Linked DNA regions of Homo sapiens: regions 1, 2 and 3 are each linked to region 4. A link is a contact called in ENCODE Hi-C or POLR2A ChIA-PET data. All regions are on one chromosome and are shown on one strand. Each heading gives the region's core, a stretch centred on a gene start or an enhancer-like site at or near the end of the contact. The rest is flanking DNA. Distances are from core to core; before and after follow the strand shown. Region 1 overlaps THEMIS (thymocyte selection associated). Region 2 holds the start of THEMIS (thymocyte selection associated). Region 3 overlaps LOC105377998 (a long non-coding RNA gene). Region 4 overlaps PTPRK (protein tyrosine phosphatase receptor type K).

Region 1 (4,620 bases), core at 307-2,806, 380 kb after region 4:
TAATCCTATAAATATAGATTATGTATGTACTTCCTTCATTTTGTAAGTATAAACAAGTAATGAGCAAGAGATTAAGTAAAATTTTATTTTTTATTATCTGCTAGATTTTCAAATTCTGTGAAATGAAAATTTTGGTTAAAGATATTAATTGGCTAAATTCATTTTTAACAAGTACAAATTATTGGTCAATTATTTAACTTTAAAACATTCACTAAAGAAAAATAAAAAGCAAGACTTACTTTAAGATTAGTAGTTTTATGGTTTTGTATATTATGATACTGGTAGATTTTGTTAGGCACTGCTAAATGACCAGTGAATAAGTGTTGAGATGGGAAAGAAAGTGACTTCAAGTTAGTGTGCAAAAAAAGATGATAAAACTTGGATTTTAGAAATGTCTGCTTTGATGCAATAGTCAAGTTCTTGAATTTAAAAACTTTACATTTTACTTGGAACATCTAATTTGTTTCACACTCAATAAATACTTGGAATCATCGCGTCTTTTAAAACTAAGATTTTAACAAAAGTTGTGAAATGAAATGTCTTTAAATGAAATACTTTTTCACAGGAAATAAAACTTTTTACATGGAAATGGTCAGTCATTACTTAAAAATACTTTTTTGTTGTTATTTTAAAAATAACTTATTAGGACAAGTTTTTTGGGAGGCAATTTTCAGCTACTCTACATAAACAGATTAGCTGTCTGATTTTCTGGTTCTTACAAAAAATAGATAGGACTCAAGAGGTTTTTTGTCTACATTAGAAGGGTTGGTTTTAGTGATTCAGCATTTATGTCAGTTAAGGAAAGAACACCTGCCCCATAAACAATGTGTGAATTCTAACCTTCTAACCACAGACCAAAGTGCTTTTTTTTTTTTTTTTTAATTTGTCTTTTGGCATCAGGAAAAGCTTAAAACATATTCAAAAAAGTTTTTTTTTTTTCCTCAGGACTCCTGAAATCAAATCATGTGAGTTCAGAAATAACTGTTCATTAGCAGAAACCACCCTGATTTTTAAAATGACTAACAGTTGTCCTAACCCATCTATCTAAACACAGCATATATATTTATTCCAGTAATTAAATAAAGATCAGCAGCTATTTGGCTTGCTCAAAGAGTTTATGGAATTTTGAAATAATGGTAATTTGAACTAATCTTAGATGAGATACAGGCTTGCCCTCCATTTTTCCCTCCCTTCCATCCTCCTTTTAACTTTAGACAAATGAGATTGGATAATTTTAATGTACTGTTTGACGCAAATTTACTTTGAGCACCTGTTGTATGCTGTGGTGAAACATGATGCATGGAAAAGGGGAACATATAAAATAAAAGCCCCAGCCATCAAATTTTTCATTCAAAGAAAAGATACATAATATAATTAGAGGATAATAATAGAGATGGCACCTAAAAAGTGGCAGATCAACTGTACATGCATTGCATGCCTAAAAAATGGAGGAAAACGGCATGGCTGTAACCTGCGTGACTGGGCTACACCCGGGGGAGGAGTCTGGGCAGGGTGGGCTTCGCAGCTGGGAGGAAATCAGGTGCCCGAGGTGGGGGCGCATTTCCCGGAGCTGGTAGGGAAAATACCAAACTGTGGAAGTGGCCTAGGCAGCCGGGTTGTAAATAGTTGAAGACCAGCTTGGTTAGGATCCAGTCCAGCAGCTCCAGCTCACGGAAGGCCAGAGGCAGCTTCTCCATCCTTCTTCCCCGACTGCACTAAGTCCTCGTTTTTTTTCTTTCTTTTTCTACACCCTGCCCGCAAATAATTTGCTCATTTTTTAAAAAAGCAATATTCTACATTTCTGGTAAATCTGTTCTTTTTTTTTTTTCAGAGTGACACAGCATTCTAGATCACTGAAACTAATCTCATTTTACAGAGACATTTACACACATTTTTAGAAAATTATTTCAGCCATTATCAATAAAGAGAAGAATAAAACTTTCTTTTCATATTAACAGGAGCAACAATTATCTTTCTTCATGATACTTAAATATAAGGAAACAGATAATCAATGAGTAAATGAATGTCCAAGAATATTCATTTATCCAGCTGACACTCTTTGAGTGGCTACCTAATACCTGTCAGGATGCTGAATTTGGAGCAATAAAGATCACACAATCATCATGGCCCTAACTCTCAAAAAAGTCCAAGCCTCTTGCAGAGTTAGACATAAGAGTTACAAAGGCATTTTAAGATATGCTATTTGTTAACATATGCTCAACAGGTTAGAGGATCATTCCTGGATTGATATTGTTTCTGTCAACAATAATTAGAACACCGAAATTTTCATGTAATATACCTCAGAGAACATTTTCCTCTGTGCATTAGAAATAGCATTCTTTTGAAAAAGATTTTTTTTCCTAAATTGACATCTAGCAAATTACTTCTTATTGTAACAGAGGCTTTACCATTTAAATTAGTATTTTAATCCACAAAGATATAAACAAGAATACAATTTTTAATTTCTGCTGTTAAGAAATTTCTCTTCTTACTAGAAACAATAAGCAATTCATTAAAAACCTGACAGTGGAAATTAACTACTGATAGATGCCATTCATCTGACAAGTGACCTATAGCATTTTATTTTTACTGCTGGGCTTCATGCTAGTTGCTTTTCTAATTCAGATCCCTTTGAAAGACAAAGCAGAATTATTCAAGAAAGCATCATGTTTTTAGAAAACCACAGGCTCACTGCTCAGTAATATTCAGAAATTTCTATTTATTAATTTATTGAGAAGTATTAATCTCATCTTATTTATTAAGAGTCACTAGAAAAAAATTCATGCCAACCTTTCTGGAGAAAATGACTTTTGGTCCCAACTGACCAGAATCCATTTTGTCATTCACCTTAATTTGGTTATTTTTGGTCGATACTCATAGCCTTCAGTTCTTGAAAGTAGATGATAGCTATCAGTCTCTTACCCCATAAACCTGAAGGCCTAGTACAACCAAAAAAAGTCTAACATCAAATTTTGCCAAATGTAAAAAGCATTTTTTTTTTGCAAATAGATATAATAACAGCTATATGGCCACGTGTCAGCTTGATGTAGTCCCAGCTGTCTTTTGAAGCTGTCTGACAGTACCTTGCCTGAAAAGTTCATTAGAGACTTCTGCAACTGTGTTTCAGCAGCAGGATTCAGCTACCCTTCTAGTTAGAATCAGGTAACAAAACTGTTTTGAATCAGCTGCTGAGCTGGAACGGTAGAGCATAGGGCCCATGTTGGGTTCACAAGATTCTTATACCACTTTGCAAGAACAGGAATGCCTATGTTATATTTGCAACTAATGAACACATTTTGAACACCACTGATTTCACCCATGAAGCAGCCTTACTAAAAACCATTATTCTAATTAACAAAGCCTGTATTAATAGGAAACAAAAGCATGTGATATTTGCGGTAGTTGTTTTAAGAGCATGGACCTTTGATTAGTCTTTGCATGTTGTGTAGCCACCCTGGGTTTTATTTCTGATTAGTGTATCTCAAATGAGAACTAGCATTTTCCTGATCCTTTCCCTGTGGTTAAAACTCTTGAACAGATGCATACAGGCATACTTCATTTTTTTTTGTGCTTCACAAGTAAATATTGCTTTTTCTTTTTTAACAAATTGAAGGATTGTGGCACACCTGTATCGAGCAATTCTATTGGCACCATTTTCCACCAATGTGTTCTCCCTTTGTGTCTCTGTGCCACATTTTGGTAATTCTTGCAGTATTTCAAACTTTTTCATTAGTATATTTGTTGTAATCATCTGCAATCAATGATCTTTGATGCTACTATTGTTATTGTTTTGGGGCACCACGAACAGTGAGCATATAAGATGGAAAATTTAATAAATGTTGTGTGTCCAACTGCTCCCTCGACCAGCCATTTCTTCCCCATCTCTTCCTCTCCTTGTGTCTGCCTATTCCCTGAGACACAACAATATCGAAATTAGGCAAATTAATAACCCTATGCTGGCCTCTTAAATGTTCAAGTGAAAGGAAGAGTCATACTCTCTCACTTTCAATCAAAAGCTAGAAATGATTAAGCTTAGTGTGGAAGGAACGTCAAAAGCCAATATAGGCTAAAGGCTAGGCTTCTTGTGCCAAGCAGTTAGTCAAGCTGTTATTGTAAAGGAAAAGTTCTTGAAGGAAATTAAATGTACTACTCCAGTGAATATATGAATGATAAGAAAGAAAAACAGCCTTATTGCTGATAAGAAAGTTTTAGTGGTGTGAATAGAAGATCACATCAGCCACAACATTCTCTTAGCCAAATCCTAATTCAGATCAAGGCCGTCAACATCAAGGCAGGACCCTCTACCAGCAAAAAGATTATGACTCTCTGAAGACTCAGAGGATTGTTAGCAGTTTTTAGCAACACATTGGTTTTAAATTAAGGTATATACATTATTTTTTAGACATAATTCTATTGGATACTTAATAGACTACAGTATACTGTAAATATAATTTTTATATGCACTGAGAAACCAAAAAATTTGTGTGACTTGCCTTATTGTAATATTCATTTATTGCAGTGGTCTAGAACCAAATCTGCAATATCTCTGAGATATGCCTAGATGTATTTCATTATCTAGCTGAAGTATTTTAAGTAAATTATAAGGGTATTATAATAATC
Region 2 (5,300 bases), core at 1,899-4,398, 360 kb after region 4:
CTGAGCAATACCTTTCTCTGACTTTTCCTGGAGGAATTGCTACTTCCCAAAGTCCAATTTATTTTGGTCTCTTTTGCTATGTGAAACTGCCAAAAACTCAACTCAGGTTCTCTCCTCCTGAGCCACCAGTTTTTGCCTTCTCAGACTCTCTCTTGGTGCCAGTTACTAACCCATAAAAGCCTTGAGGGAAAAGAAGTGCAGAATATGGAGTTCCTCTAATGGTTCTGCTCTGCTTTACAGGATCTTGGCCTCTCATGTTCTGCACCCTGACAGCTCTCTTGTTTCTTAAAACAGCTTTTTTAAAAAGTATACAGCTCTTCTAGGTGCCTTTGGTAGAAAACGTGGTCAGATACAAGCTCATAGCCAGAAATAGAAGTCTTTGAATATTTTTATTTTGCATATTGACTAACAAGTGGCCTTTACCCACCTAAGCCATTGTTTATTTGAAGGATGTGCTTTTTTTTTTTTCTATTTTGTTCAAACTCCTTTTTGATTTACAGGAGTATTTCATAAGTTAGTTGTCAAATATATTATTAGTTTTTTCCTTCAATTACTACTCAGAAATAGTTATTTTCTTACCCTTTTCCAGACATTTTCCTATTTTTCCCCTCTGGTTTATTTTTATTTAAATTTAATTTTAAAATGTATCTAACTTTAATTTCATTGCATGGAAAGTTAGGGAAATTTTCTCCCCAATTATTTAACAACCATTTGTTGAATAAAACATTCTTTCCCACTGCCTTGGAATTTCACCTTTTTCAAATAGTAAATTATTATATACAGTCTAGTTTTTTTTTTAAAATTCTCGTTAATCTATTATTACACCTATAACATGCTGTTCTAATGACCAAACTTCAATAATTCATTTTACTTGATGATTCAAGTACTCTTGAACTCATTGCTCTTCTTTGTCAACCTTAACTTGGCTGCTCACATCAGGATTTTTTTGCCTGTGTGTCAGAAGTGATTACGATCTGGTCTAAAGCAGTAGCAGTGGGGATATAGAGCAAAGACAGAGTGAGTGGTACTGAGTATTGCCATCTATAGGGCCTGATGGATTTAACGGCTAGAGAAAAAAAATGGCATCTCACATGATTCTAAGCCTTCCGGCTTGGGAAACTAAGAGAATAGCAGTGTCATTAATTAAGACTGAGAATACGAAGATGATTATCACAGAGAGAGCGTCATCTGTCGCGAGAGCAGAAGCAGATGGAGCCTAGGTAATTGTAAGAGATTGGTGATACGAAATGGCTGTTTGGCTAGTAGGATAGAAATTTGACTTGGGAATATTAAAAAAATAAGTGATATCCAGCTTGCATTAGATATCAAATGAAATGTATTGTGGCATCAGTTCTAACGGATTCATAATTTTTAAGGAGCAGTCCACAGAAGCCTCTTTCATGTATTCATCCACATGAAATACACTACTAGGCTGTAAACTGTGGGGAGGGGTATGGAAGGCAGACAGATCAAGGGTAGGACATTTTTGGACAAAAAAGTTGCCAGTGAGGAATTTGAATCTAATGATAGTAAACCTGTTGATGTGGTCAATCGTAAATTCTACTTTTATAAAGAAAGAAATGAAGCTGGACTGATTATTGAAAATGTCAAATAGGATTACAAAGAGTTGAAACAGTTTTATAAGCTCCATATCAAAACTAGGCAGTTTTTATCTTTCTAGGTCATTTACATGATGGCCATGGTAGAACTGAGATGTCCCCTGACCCTCTGTATGTGGCTATGCTCTCTGCAGCCTAAGGCCAAAACAGTTAATAGATAAGTGCCTGGGTTTGGTTACTAAAGAAAACGTGTAGATTCCTGTCATCTTTCAAGTGTATACATACCAACCAGTATTCTTTATTTTTTTTTTTTTTTTTTTTTGAGACAGAGTCTTGCTGTGTCATTCAGCCTGGAATGCAGTGGCATGTTCACAACTCACTGTAGCCTCAAACTCCAGGGCTCAAGTGATCCTCCTTCCTCAGCCTCCTCACAGCTGGGACTACAGGCATGTGCCACCATGCCTGGCTAATTTTTTAATTTTTTTGTAGAGACAAAGTCTCACTATGTTGCCCAGGCTGGTTTTGAATTCTTGGGCTCAAGCAATTCTCCTACCTCAGCCTCCTAAAGTGCTGGGACTACAGGTATGAGCCACCGTACCCAGCCTCAACCAATATTCTTCTACTTTACCTTAAAGAGACTTAGGAACTACCACCTTTAATTGTATATATTTTAAATATTGTTTCAGTTACATGCAAAAAATAGAGAGGGGCAGGATTTTGAAGAGATCAATGTTCATGAGTTTTCTCCTGCTTCCTTTGGTGCTGATCATTTCCCCTCCTAAATTTCAACAATAAGATCAGAATTGTGGAATTGTGAACTTGGAAGAAATTATAAAATTTATTGGACTCTTCTACTTCATCTCCATTTAGTAAATAAAACAAATGAAAATCAGAGAAGACAAGGCTGACGTTAGCCTGTAAATCAAAAGCAGAACTAAACCCAGAAAATGCAGGTTTCCTGACAAGTAATTTTAATACTTTCTACTATAGTGTAGAGATTAGAAAACTCATTTTAATGTACTTTGTTAATTTACTGTATCATTTTGCATATTCTATCCCTACCCTACCCTCCTTTAAGATTCAGCAAAATTTTTAATGTGGAAGAATAAAAAGTGGTTTCAATACTCTCTCCAGAGTATAGTATCAGAATTCTAAAAAGAGCTGACGCAAAGCACTTTTATTACCAATTTTAATGTAAAGGCACTGACAGTATGCAAATAAGGCACAAAGCCAAGCTTTAGAAATGAACTAGAGAGATAATGAATTCACATGGTGCCATTTTTAAGATTAGACTTTAGTCCTATATTCCTGTTCTTTGTTGGTGGGCAAGCCACAAGCAACTCTGACCTCAGTTTTGCTACCATAGTAGATGCACACCTGGATTAACAAAGGACAGAATGCGCTACTTAGCACGTCTCATTTTTTGGGCAGTGTCTGTTCACCCCACCCCCATCCTGTTCAACTTCAATGTCAGAAGGAAATGAAGCCACAATGTGAACAAAAAGAGCTATAACATTTTTTGTCTCCTGCTTCCCCCCTCCCTCTTCATTGTCCTCCCCACATAGAGCTACTCCACCCCACTCTGGCTGTAGTGTGACATTCCTGCCTGCCTGAGGAAGAAATGGTGAGCAGGGGCTGCAATTGCAGACAAGTGTCACCCAGAAGCCACAAGTTTCTGTGAGCACCAGGTCTACAAACTACCCAAGGCATAGCAATGGCATTATCACTGGAAGAATTCGTCCACTCCCTTGACCTCAGGACCCTACCCAGGGTTCTAGAAATCCAGGCAGGCATCTATCTTGAAGGTAAGCACTCTCCAATACCTTTACTGGCTAGAACATTCTTGTAAAGTATACATTTTTGAAAATTGGAGGGGGGGAATTTTAACAGCAAATATGTGAGTTCTGGTAAAGGAAAGGCGATCACAAAAGAAAGTAATGAACTGACCAACGAATCGTCAAAAGCCAATGGTGTTGGAGAGGGGAGAAACTAGACAGGACTCTGGGACAGACAGAAATAAGGAATTGAGTGAAGCTTCTTGAGCTTTCTGTAGGCCTTGAATGGTGAACTATTTCTGCCTTTGCTTTGAAATTGGTTGTAATCAAGAATAATAAATTTAGTTATCAATATTTATGTTTCCACAATATAAAAAATAAAATTTAGCTTGCTAAAACAAAAGCAACTATCAAAGGCACAGTGTTTAGAAAGAAGTATTTCCAAATATTTCCCAAACTTTTAGCTCCTAAATGTTGCTTATACCAATGTTTTTCTCACTCTGTAGTGGCCTAACTCCAAATTCCTTAAATAATGAAAATTTTAATTTGAAGGTATAGAAATTATTGCTACAAGATAATTTTTAAAAATTGATGTTGAAACTCAGAGTTCAATTAAACTTATTGAATAATAAGATAGTGAGTTTTGGTGTAACTCACTATGTTAATTCAGGTGAAAGAACATTATAACCTCCAATATACAACCTAGAATCTTTACATGGTTAGTTTGAATACATAGAATACAATTAATAATTCTGTAGGTGTATTTCTGGCCTCAAGAGTGGTAGAATTGAAGCAGTTGTAGAAACAGATCAAGACAAAACTACCAGGAAAATAACTTAACTGTTGGTAGGCAGGTCTTTCTTGTTCGTAGACAAAATAATGTATTACATATTATGTTGCAAAGTAAAAGAAAGATTAACACGTCAGCTCCAGTTTTTATATATATTATATATATATATATATATATAAAATATACACACACATACTTGCAGGTGATGAATTGATATGGGCTGTTATCAGCTTAGTGTACAGTTTTATTTAACTAATTTGTAAGTTGATTTTTGGAATCAGACTATGTTTTGCCGTGTATAATCATATTATCAATGTCTCTATTTCTAAGCCAGCCCCAAATCATTTTTTGTCTCATGGTTTGTGTTTTTTAGGCTTTACGTAAAAAGTCTTTCTTTATGTCTACTTTAAAAAGATATTTTCCTATGTTGTTTTTATCAACTTTACGGTTTCATATTTTGCATTTAGTTTTTAGTCTATTTGGAGGACAATGTTATGAATTGTACAGGGATCCAATTTTAGTTTTCTCTATACAGTTCACCTGATTTCCAGGTACCATTTGCTAAGCTGACAATCTTTCCGCCATTGATTTTTGTTGCCTCCTTCAAATCATATTATATGTTCACCTCTGTATCAGTCTGTCTCTAAAATATCTCTTCTATTCCATTAGTTTATTTTTTTTCTTAGCTGCCCCCAAACACACTATTTTTGTAACTATGGCCTTGCAATACATGTTAATATAGAAATGATGTATAGACCAATCCCTTGTTTTCAATCCTTTTTTCCTAAATTGGCTTAGATATTCATAGACTTTAAAAATGTTTTTATAGATACATAATATATATACATATTTATGGGATACATGTGATATTTTGATACAGTGTGTAATAATCAAGTCAGAGTAATGGGGATATTATTCATTGCCTCAAACTTTTACCATTTCTTCATGTTAGGAACATTCCAATTCCACTACTCTAGTTGTTTTGAAATATACAGTAAATTATTTTTAGCTATAGTCACCCTATTGTACTACCAAACACTAGATCTTATTCCTTTTAACTGTGTTTCTGTACCCATTAATCAACCAACCCCTCTCTATCCCCCTCCCACTACCCTTCCCAGCACCTGGTAGCCATCATTCTACTCTCTATCTCCATGATATCAATTTTTTTAGCTC
Region 3 (5,371 bases), core at 2,297-4,796, 400 kb before region 4:
TTTACTTGGCCCACAATGTGTGGACAATAAAAGTAATCTAATGTTCCTACCTGATAGTATTAGTAAGTTTCTTGTTGCCACTTCAAATTCAGTGGCTTAAAACAAAACAGATTTGTTACCTTATAATTCCAGAGATAAGAAGTTCAAAATAGGTCCTGCTAGACTAAAATCAAGGTGTTTTCTGTATACTTTCCTCAAAGCTTCAGGGGAGAATGTTTTCTTGCCTTTGTTTGCTGCTAGAGAACACCTGTTTGTGGTCTCCTAACATCAACATCTTCAAAGCCAGCGACAGACTGGCAAGTCTTTCTCACATTGAATAACTCTGACTCCAGTCCTTCTGCCTTCCTCTTCTATATTTAAGGGCCTTTGTGTTTACATTACACCCATCTCAATAATACAGGAAAATATTCTTATTCTGAGGTCAATTGATCAGCAACCTTAATTCCACCTGCAACCTCACACCCCCTTGCCATGAGGTTATGCCAAGACAACATCTTCACAGATTCAGAGATAAGGAGGTAGATATCTTTGTCAGCCATTATTCTGCCTACAACATACTGAGTAGTTAAACAATATTATTTACTCTACTAACCTTAACATTTTAAAACTATGCATAATAGGAAAAGAAATTGACATTTACAAGCTCCTTTTCTAAATAGTACAGTAATAGCAAGTAATAACAAAATAAACTAACTCTATGTGTCTTGTTCATTAAGCTAAACATATTTTTTACAAATAAAAGTTTATAAGAACAATTAAATATGATTGTAAATTATAGAAATGTAGAAATATATAATATATATATTTTCCAAGTTTTTACTGACCCCCTGAAATCCACACAATAACTCCAAACGTCCCTGGCCTTGGTGAGAAAGCTCTGTTCTGTTGGAGAATTACATAAAGAGATCATTGAGGAAAAGAATGGATTTCTAATGCTAAAGATGCAGCCCAAAATGGCCAAGCACCTCCTATTGGACCTGGTGCATAGCTCATGCTTAAAATCTTCTAGTTTCCTTGTTCTCTTTTCCTTCCCAGTGCCTGAAGGTTTCGAGAAGTCTGAGCATGTGAGTTAGGAAGCAGAAAAAAGAAAAGCCTAAATGAAATGGTGTAAGGAGGTATCAAATAAAGTAGCATCGGGTTTATTTGATATTTGAAGCCTTTCCATTTAGGATGTTAGATTTCTTAGGCAAGATAATTCTTTGCACTCACTGCATCCCTCTGACAAAGCTAGACAATGTGTATCATTTTCTGCATTTTAAGTCACATGACTAACACTTATTTCAAGAAGAAAATTAATGTCAAAGGCATAAAAAAAAGAACACAGAAATTTAAATCCATACACTTTTGCATTTCTACCAGTTTTTGTTACAAGTAATTATAAAGTGATTTTAAAAAAAAATCCACATGCCCACTGGAACAAGTCTACTATTTTAAACATCTGGCCTAGAAAATATATGCAAAGATACTTTATTTCACTTTCTTAAAGAATCATTCCTTGTCACCCAGACCTGGTCAAGTTCCTTCAGCTTAAACTTTAATGGTTCTCCTTAACAGTACTCATTACAGTAATAATGAATGAATAAATGTATACTTAATTATTTAATACCTTCCTTCTCCATCCCACAAGAATGTGAGCTCCATAATGGAAGGGCTGTGTTTGCCTTGGTTTCTGCTGTATATGCCGGTTTTGTCCAGTACCCTATGCCTATATAGCTTCTAAATGAAAAAAATAAAGGATTAACTAAACTTATTAATCATGAGACTCTTTCTAGATTGATTCTGTATGGATTATCTAGTTTAACTAAGTGTTATTTCCAGTCTTCTCTTATTACTCTTCCATTTTGTGTCTGCCCCTTCTCCAGGCTAGGTATTGATACTTAACCAGTCTCTCCCACGGTTTTCTAACCTAGCTCAAGCTTAATTTCTTTTGTCTTAGAAATTATAAGATCTGGTAGTAATATACAAAACTAGCTTCTGCCTTGACCTCAGCCTCTTTCTTTTGTGAACTGCCTTCATATGCTGCCCAGAAGGTGGTATATAATTTATCTAGTTCCTACTCTTAGGGTGAATGTTGGATACTCCATCTGACAGCTTACACCAAACTTATTACAAAAAAGGGAAAAAACTTGAATTCTTTATTAGTTAAAACTCCTGAATTAGAAGTACTATAAACTAAATTTAGCTAAAGTAAGTGAAAGAGAGAATTTATTATAAAGATATAAGTACATTTTATTAATGACCAAGAACAGAAATGCAGGCTGGTTTTAGAGAAACACTGGAACTAGGAAGCAGAAGACATAAAAATCCCAGGAAATTCCCTTCCTCCTCTCACTTCTGCTTCTTACTGAGCATTAAGTTCATTTATTCACCTCTTTCTCTGAACACCCCAGTGATATCATAACTAAGATATCTCTTCTACAGTGTCCTAAGATTACATCTTATTCATTCAAGTGACTCTCCTTGTTTTCAATTTAAATTTTACAGCCCAGATTTAAAGTCCCAGGAAAATAATGCTAATTAGGCCATCTTGATTCAGATGGTCACTGGATTAAAATAAACCATCATCAAAGAGGAAGAATCAGATTGTGCCAACAGGGCTATTATGGACCCACCCCCATGCTGCTATGGATTAGCCAAGTGATGAGAGGAGTAGTCAGGAAGGAGAAAAATATGAGAGACGGAACAACACTCTAATATGTCTACAAAAATAAAATATATATTCAAAAATCTACCAGAAAATGGAATTTAATGCTTTTCAGGTCTCTAGATTAAATATTAATTCATTCGTATACATTAAAGAGAAGAAACAATAAATGTAAAGATTTTATACTTTTTACTATATTAGAATTTTAATTCTGTTCCAGCCTGGGCAACATAGCAAGATTCCACTGCTACAAAATAATTTTTTTAATTAGCCAGTCATAGTGCATGTATGGAGTCCCAGGAGTTTGATGTTACAAAGCTATGATTGAGCCACTGCACTCCACCCTGGGCAAAAGAGCAAGACCCTGTCTGCCACTGCCTCCCCTCACCGACCAATCCACCACAAAAAAAATTATTTTAATTCTATGGACAATGAAATAGAACCAAAATAAGGGCAAGGTCAAACTAGAAGATATTAACAAATAAATAATACCCAAAAATCTAGATTATAAAGGAGCTCATACAAATAAGATAGATGGTCCTAGCAAAGATTTTTTTTTAAATAGGAATATGTTCAAAAATTCTTAATTCACAGTAATTATAGTCACAACATTTACAATGAAATTGATCTTTGAGATAAAACTGGTAAAAATCAACACAAAATTACTGAATTACTCATATATAAGAATGACTCATAGGACTATCAGTATTTGTGAATAAAGAGTTTTGGAAACCCCAAGTGAGATGACTAATTAGCAAAGATTGTAATGTCACTGGGACTGAGAGAGCTACAAACTTACCACAAAAGAAAGAGGGTTTATCAAGCAGGGGTATGTTGGCATGCAACAAAAGGAAACGGAGACCAAGAGGGCTAGATTCACAGGGAATCTCCACCATTGTCCTGGAGAGAGGATGTCTAGTCAGCTGACATGAGCTTCCTTGCCTATGTGAGAGATATGTCTGACAATGAGGAAATGATGCCTTAAAATTGATTGACATCACCACAAAACATTTCATTTCCCTGGCTAACACCACTCAGGAGCCAGTATACTCTAATCCCTGACAAACTGCTCAGGTCTCTTTGGAGAAAGCTACATTTTGCTGGTCAGAGTACCAGAGGGGAAAGTTACACAGAGATTCAGAAATCTTCACAGGATCTCCCTTCCCTCAAGGCTTTGGCTGAGTATTAATCAGGGTATTTCTGTGAGGAAACTCTCTGAGGATGGAAAAAGAACAACCCAAAAGGATTAGAGGAGAAAATTTACAGAGTTTTCACAGGGCCAAGAATAGTTTCTCTACCCACTAGTCAGAGTGGAAAATGGGGCATTGAGTAGTATATGCATAATGGCTTTTCTTCAGTAGCGTGACAAAATTAGCTGCTCTAATCCCACCTAACAAAGATTAAATTCAAGACCTGAAAGAACCCATCTGTTTCCGAGTAACTTAACTATGTCCCAGAACAAAGCTCAACAACATTTATAGTAATACAAAAATATCCATCACTCAATGAGGTAAATTTCACAAAGTCTGCCATACAAACATAAAAAAGCAGGAAAATAAGACTCATAACGAAGAGAAAAAATTAAATCAAAACTGACCCAGAAATTATGAAGATGATAGAACATATAAACAAAGACATTAAAACAGTTATTACAACTCTATCCAGGTGTTCAAGAACCAATAGGTCCCAGATATCTATGTTAGTTTTCTGCCTTAATGATGTGTCTAACACTGTCAGTAAGGTGTTAAGTCTCCCACAATTATTGTGTGGTTATCTAAGTCTCTTTATAGGTCTCTAAGAATTTGTTTTATGTGGCCCAATGTTGGCTGCCTAAATATTTAGGATAGTTAAGTTAAGTTAGGATAGTTAAGTTAAGTTAGGATAGTTAAGCTTAATAGAGGAAATATTAAGCATTTTAAATAGAAACATGGATGATATGAAGAAGACCTAACTCAAACCAGAGATAAAAATAGCAAAGTAAAAATAAGCTTTAATGCTTAATTCAAATCATACATAAAAATTAACTTAAATCATAGCCCTAAGTGTGAAAGTTAAAACTGTAAAACTTCTAGAATAAAATATAGTAGAAAATATTTGTGACCTTGCTATACTGTTTATATTGTTTTTTGTGTTATTTTTACATACTATGTAGAAAGCATGAACGTAAAAGAAAAACTGATGCTTGTACTCCATCAAGATTAAAAATGACTGCCCTTTGAAAGACACTTTGACAAAAATAAAAAGGCAAGATAAAGTCTGGGAGTAAACATTTACAGTACAAATTTCTGACAAAGGATTAGTTTCCAGAATATATAAAGACCTCTTACAACTAAATAATAAGAAAAACAATCAAATTTTAAATGGACAGAGAGTTGAACTGATGCATCACATAGAAAGATATATAAATTGCTAATGGGCATATGAAACATCATTAATCAACAGAAAAATCAAAATTAAGTCCACCAAATGCCCGTTAGAAATTGCTAAAGTTAAAAGTCTGACAATACAAAATACTGGCAAAAATGTGGAGCAATTAGAACTCTACTATAATGTTGGTGGGAATAATCAACCATCATTTGGAAAACATTTTGTGAGTCCCTTGTAAAGCGAAACATGAACAGAACATTCAAACCAGTCATTTAATTCTTATTTACCCAAGAAAATTAGTAATACTTGTTTACAGAAAGAAGAAGACATTTATGCAGCCAAAAACACATGAAAAAAATG
Region 4 (5,002 bases), core at 224-2,723:
TCTTAAGTGCTAGTTTGGAAAATTTGCTGTTTTTTGTTATAGTGTTTTTAACATCTTTTGCCCTCTAGAACATTATTCTCAAATTTTAAATCCATATAACTATTGAAAAATCTGTATAAGTATTGATTTCTGCTTTTACATCTTTAATCATATGAACCAAAAGAAATACAACAATGAATCATCTAATATGTTTGAACAAAAATTGATGGGTTTTTCTTTTTTGAAAGTTTTATTTGGAGCACTGAGCTTGGAATATAAAATAAATAAAGACAACATGGAATTTAAATTTGGATGGGTAAAATAGAAAATGAAGTTTAGAGGCTTGATAGATTGACAGATCAAGAGGGGTAAAACAGAAACTATTGCTATATAAGCTCAGGATGAAATACTAAGTAGAGACCTCAGCCTATACATAAAAAGAGATGGAAAAACTAAGAAAATGCATGTTTGTTTTGCAATTTAAATTTTTATTTTCAGATCTTAGAGGACAACTATATCATTAAATGTTAAGCTTGCTAAAGCAGTATTTTTTAGGTGTCTTTAAAGTAACTTACTACAACTTCCTATATTTTTGCAGCATCTTCTAATGTACATGAAAGTTCAGTGAATGTACATGAAAGTTCAGGGACCACATGCTTAAATACTGGAGTTGAACGGAGAACTAAGCTTGTTTTGAAATAATTTTTGTTGTCCCTGCTTCCAAATTTGTTGTGGTAGTGGTTATATGAGTCTTTTATTTATTAGGAGATTAGGAAACTGCTTTCATAAATGGACATTATACAAGCATCTTCAAGAAACATGTTTCGCTTCTCCAGCTCCAATTAGAAAAGCGGTAATCTCCATCCCAGCCTTCTGGATGGCTGGCCTCTCTTCCTAACTTTCTTACCCGAATACCTCTTTATAGGAGGCTTACTACATGCCATTTGCTATGCTAGATATTGTGGGTAGCAATGATAAAGGCCATCTTCTCTATTTTATTTTTGGGCATCCTCAGGGTTAATGCCGTCATCTTTTCCTTCAACAACTGCAGTGGTCTCCTTAACATTGTCTCTGCTTCTGGATCTTGGTCTCCCACAAACCACTTCTCACAGTCATCAAAACAAACTTCTTCAGATCATAATTCAGATTATGTCACTCCTCTGCTATAAGCCTGTTCTGTTACATTTAGAATGAAATCCAATCTTTTAAAAAATAGAATAAAAAAAAATATATTTTAGGAAGCCATGTCATCAGAAGTGTAATCCAGAGAATAATATACTCTATAGGTCTAAAAAAAGATTTTCTAAATTATGCAATTATATTTTGATAAATACTTATAAATATTCAAATACAGACATCAGTAAAATGAAAAGTGAAACTCATTTCACCCATTTCATTCAATTTCTCCCCCAAGATGACTACTGTTAATTGGGTCTATATAGTTTAAGGCCTTTCCTATGAAATTACGTCCATGTTGTACGTTTGCTTTACATATGTTATGGACTGGAAAATGAAAGCAGTTGTGTGGAAGGGTTCTTATGTTACAGAAGGAAGTCACATTTTTTTAGTTTCCTTTTAACTTTCTTTAAATGAAAAGGAAAGAATGTTTTAAGTTATATCTTCAACTGCTAGAAAGGTAGTATACTTAGAATTTTTATGGCCCTTTCCTAGGGATTTATGATTTTCACATAAAAGAATGAAAATTGAACACACACTGAATTATACTTCTAAAACATACTTGAAATTTTTTGCCTCTCTCTATTCGTGTTACTTAACCAGTGCAAACTTACTGTAAGTAACGAAATCATTGAAGAAATACACAGAAAATGAAAGTAATCCATAATCTCACCTTCTGCTTTCTAGAGATGACTCCTAATATTTTGACAGGTGGCACATACATATGCATGTATGTATGTGCATATATGTACATTATATATGTGTGTGTGCATGTGCATATTAAACTTGATATTCAGTGGAATCATAATACATAATGTTTTGGTTTCCTTAATTAGGTTATTGTGAAAAGCTTTCCTCTTCATATTCTATTTTTAAGCAACCTGTCCCAATCTGACAATTTCTCACTCTTAGTTTAGTGGTTTTGAGCTGTGGCATACTGGTGTTCCCTGACAGTGGTATTGCAGGTGTTGAAAAATTTGTAGTGTGATAACCTAGCCTATAGGGTGGAGCCTGGAACTATGACAGTTGTCTTTTTACTTCAAGGTGCCACACAGTTGTTGTCATCTCCTGTTTGTTTTTCATAATATAAAAGCATTTGGGAAGCACTGCTAAAAATCCATGCTTTCCCTGTCTCCCTCCTCAAACATGGACCTCCCCACACTTCTCCCAGCTTCCCTTATTACCTCTCTGAGGCTCTTCTCCTCACAGCAGACTGATCTTTTAAAAACACATGTCAGATATCAGGAACTTAGGAATTCTACCCCATATCCTCCACTGGCTTCTCAATGGAGTCAATAAAATCCAAATCCAGTTATTGGCTAGCTCCACGTTAAATTGTCTTCTGCTCTCTGCCTCCCTCATTCAGCTTTCTGATCGTGGAATGCTCCAAGATCATTCGTATCTCAAAGTCTTTGTGCCTGTCATTCCCTCCGCCTGGAATGGCATTACCTCCATCTTCCCATTCTGGTCTCTACTCATATTTTGCCTTCTCAGAGGCTGACCTAATTACCCCGTCTCTACCCTTCTGTTCGTTAACTCCTTTGCCTCCTTGCCTTAGCACTTTGGTCACTGTTCCATATGCTTGTTTAGTGTCTTTCTTCCATACTAGCCTGTTTTCCATGAAGACATCAACTTTGTTTTATGTTTTTCATCTCTTGTACATATCAGGTGCTCGAGAAATAATTATCTAATGAAAAAGTACATATACAATGAAAAAAGTACATAGCGAAACTAACATTTTTATTCAGTATTTGTTTCCTTTATTTCATTTTCCCAGTGCCTTGGATTTTTCTGGTCAGTTATCTCTAGTGTTAGCATGAGCACTTCAGGAAGAGGTAAGGGAGAGATATTAGCCAGTTAAACCATGCATGATTACTCTGTGATATCAGTTTTATGTAACATATTTTGATCTTTTTAACATAGTCAAATGGATGTTGTAACACTTGCTTGATTTAACATTATATTTTGGTCTTTATTATAGAAATTTTAAGGAATTTCACATAATCACTATTTTCTTATAGAAGAATATAGGGACAAGCAGAATGGTGATTTTCTTAAAGGCCTTATTTCTTAAAGAGAATAAAATTTAGTTTATGTATAAAGAAAATGATTTTATTCTCAGACACTTTCCTCCCTGTGTGTATCCCCTCAAATTATCACATTTAAATAATTCTCAGTGGTCCTAATTGATTTCTGAATAAAATATATTCTGGCCATTTTTCTTTCTCCCAGGATTTATTATGAGCCATGACAATAAAGTTTAGGTCTATTTACAAATCAGAGAACCTTCATATTTTTGAGAACTGGAACTTTGAACTAGATTAGTTGAGTATATCATGTTGGTTTTTTTGGTGACACGCAGTATAGAGAAAATTAAAAATGAATTTCCATCACACCTATCTTTGAAAACTGAATTTAGCTTAAATTGAAAGGGGTGAAAAGTTGGCATTTTATTACATCATTTCACTTATCTTATAAATCTTAGAGTGAAGACAATGTTTATGACATTATTTTAAGTCTGAAATTAAATTTAAGTGAAGCCTTTCTGAGACTTATTTATTTTAAACACTTGTTATTGCATTTTGGATTAAAAAATTACATACACAAATTTGTTTTCCTGAATATATAATGTGTTTGATCTCTCCATAAATATGTATGTTAATATAGCACTAAAATCTAAATCTTTCCACATTATTGTACACGTAGGTATGCAATAAATATTTCTTGATTGGTTGACTAATATCCAAGCATATTTAGGCATACTATTACATGTTTAGGTCTTTCTGATGAGATTCCAGTTCTTGAATCTGGTTGTTGCTACCACACTGACCTTTTTAAGGTGCAAATCACATTATCCCTCATGTAGAACCCTTTAAAGGCATTACAACACCTTCAAAAATAAAATAAAATAAAATGAAAAAAGGCAGACTCCTTTTTGTGGTGTAGAAGTCCATGCAAGATAAGGTCCCAGCTTCCTATCTCCCAGGTGTCTTTTTTTTTTTTTTGGATGGAGTTTCTCTCTGTCTCCCAGGCTGGAGTGCAATGGCGTGATCTGGGCTCACCACAATCTCCGCCTCCCATGTTCAAGCAATTCTCCTGCCTCAGCCTCCCGAGTAGCTGGGATTACAGGCATGTGCCACCATGCCTGGCTAATTTTGTATTTTTAGTAGAGACGGGGTTTCTCCTTGTTGGTCAGTCTGGTCTCGAACTCCCGACCTCATGTGATCCTCCTGCCTCGGCCTCCCAAAGTTCTGGGATTACAGGCATGAGCCACTCCATCTCCCAGGTTTTAATCTCTTCTGTTCTATTCTTCCTAACTAGATGTTCTACAAAATTGCTTGTGCCAATAGCTCATTATATTTCCTCTTGTCAGTCTTTTGCAAATACACCTTATTTGGTCTGTAACGCCCTCTTTTTTTGCAGTGTTTTAAAACTGCTTGGAATCATCTTTTTTTTGAATCATTGTCCGCTTTCCCAGATAGAAAATAGTTTGCCTACAGCCGGGCATGGTTGCTTACGCCTGTAATCCCAGCACTTTGGGAGGCTGAGGCGGGCGGATCACGAGGTCAGGAGATCGAGACCATCCTGACCAACACGGTGAAACCCCGTCTCTACTAAAAATACAAAAATTAGCCAGGTGTGGTGGCATGCAACTGTAATCCCAGTTACTCGGGAGGCTGAGGCAGAAGTGCTTGAACCCGGGAGTTGGAGGTTGCAGTGAGCCAAGATCGCCACTGCACTCCAACCTGGCAACAGAACGAGACTCCATCTCAAAAAAAAAAAAAAATGAAGAACATAGTTTGCCTACTCTTTCTCTTGTTTTACATTATTGCTCTACATATGTCAT

Evidence for each region. Hi-C counts contacts between places; a loop is a spot of excess contacts on that map. ChIA-PET counts read pairs that join two places held with the same protein, here RNA polymerase II (POLR2A). Pooled maps may share reads with other maps.
Region 1: a pooled map shows a loop between it and region 4 (4-fold over the local background). The contact joins two enhancer-like sites. A Hi-C loop is called at or near these places in 1 of 168 maps with a recorded cell type or tissue (naive thymus-derived CD4-positive, alpha-beta T cell), 2 of 37 single-sample maps with no recorded cell type and 6 of 50 pooled maps. POLR2A ChIA-PET finds 5 or more read pairs at or near these places in 2 of 52 experiments (H1 and Panc1).
Region 2: a map of naive thymus-derived CD4-positive, alpha-beta T cell shows a loop between it and region 4 (2.2-fold over the local background). The contact joins the promoter of THEMIS here to the enhancer-like site in region 4. A Hi-C loop is called at or near these places in 1 of 168 maps with a recorded cell type or tissue (naive thymus-derived CD4-positive, alpha-beta T cell) and 7 of 50 pooled maps. POLR2A ChIA-PET finds 5 or more read pairs at or near these places in 3 of 52 experiments (Panc1, activated T-cell and naive thymus-derived CD4-positive, alpha-beta T cell).
Region 3: a loop to region 4 is called in a pooled map, with 9 times the contacts of the local background. The contact joins two enhancer-like sites. A Hi-C loop is called at or near these places in 2 of 37 single-sample maps with no recorded cell type and 9 of 50 pooled maps. POLR2A ChIA-PET finds 5 or more read pairs at or near these places in 1 of 52 experiments (activated naive CD4-positive, alpha-beta T cell).

The regions. Positions count from the first base shown.
Region 1 is chr6:127,876,832-127,881,451 of GRCh38, reverse strand. All of the region lies in intron 1 of THEMIS (thymocyte selection associated), which reads left to right. Among named protein-coding and RNA genes, the nearest start is that of THEMIS, 22 kb to the left of the region's middle. Within about 2 kb of position 1,556, at least 2 of the 41 ENCODE cell types and tissues checked have a DNase peak (open chromatin) inside an H3K27ac peak, as active enhancers do.
Region 2 is chr6:127,898,906-127,904,205 of GRCh38, reverse strand. THEMIS (thymocyte selection associated) reads left to right here and starts at 3,148. Exons shown (of 6, transcript NM_001010923.3): 1 at 3,148-3,364. The coding sequence starts at 3,274.
Region 3 is chr6:128,654,371-128,659,741 of GRCh38, reverse strand. All of the region lies in intron 1 of LOC105377998 (a long non-coding RNA gene), which reads right to left. Among named protein-coding and RNA genes, the nearest start is that of PTPRK, 140 kb to the right of the region's middle. RefSeq lists an enhancer at 3,007-4,206. Within about 2 kb of position 3,546, at least 5 of the 41 ENCODE cell types and tissues checked have a DNase peak (open chromatin) inside an H3K27ac peak, as active enhancers do.
Region 4 is chr6:128,256,387-128,261,388 of GRCh38, reverse strand. All of the region lies in intron 3 of PTPRK (protein tyrosine phosphatase receptor type K), which reads left to right. Among named protein-coding and RNA genes, the nearest start is that of PTPRK-AS1, 230 kb to the right of the region's middle. Within about 2 kb of position 1,473, at least 2 of the 41 ENCODE cell types and tissues checked have a DNase peak (open chromatin) inside an H3K27ac peak, as active enhancers do.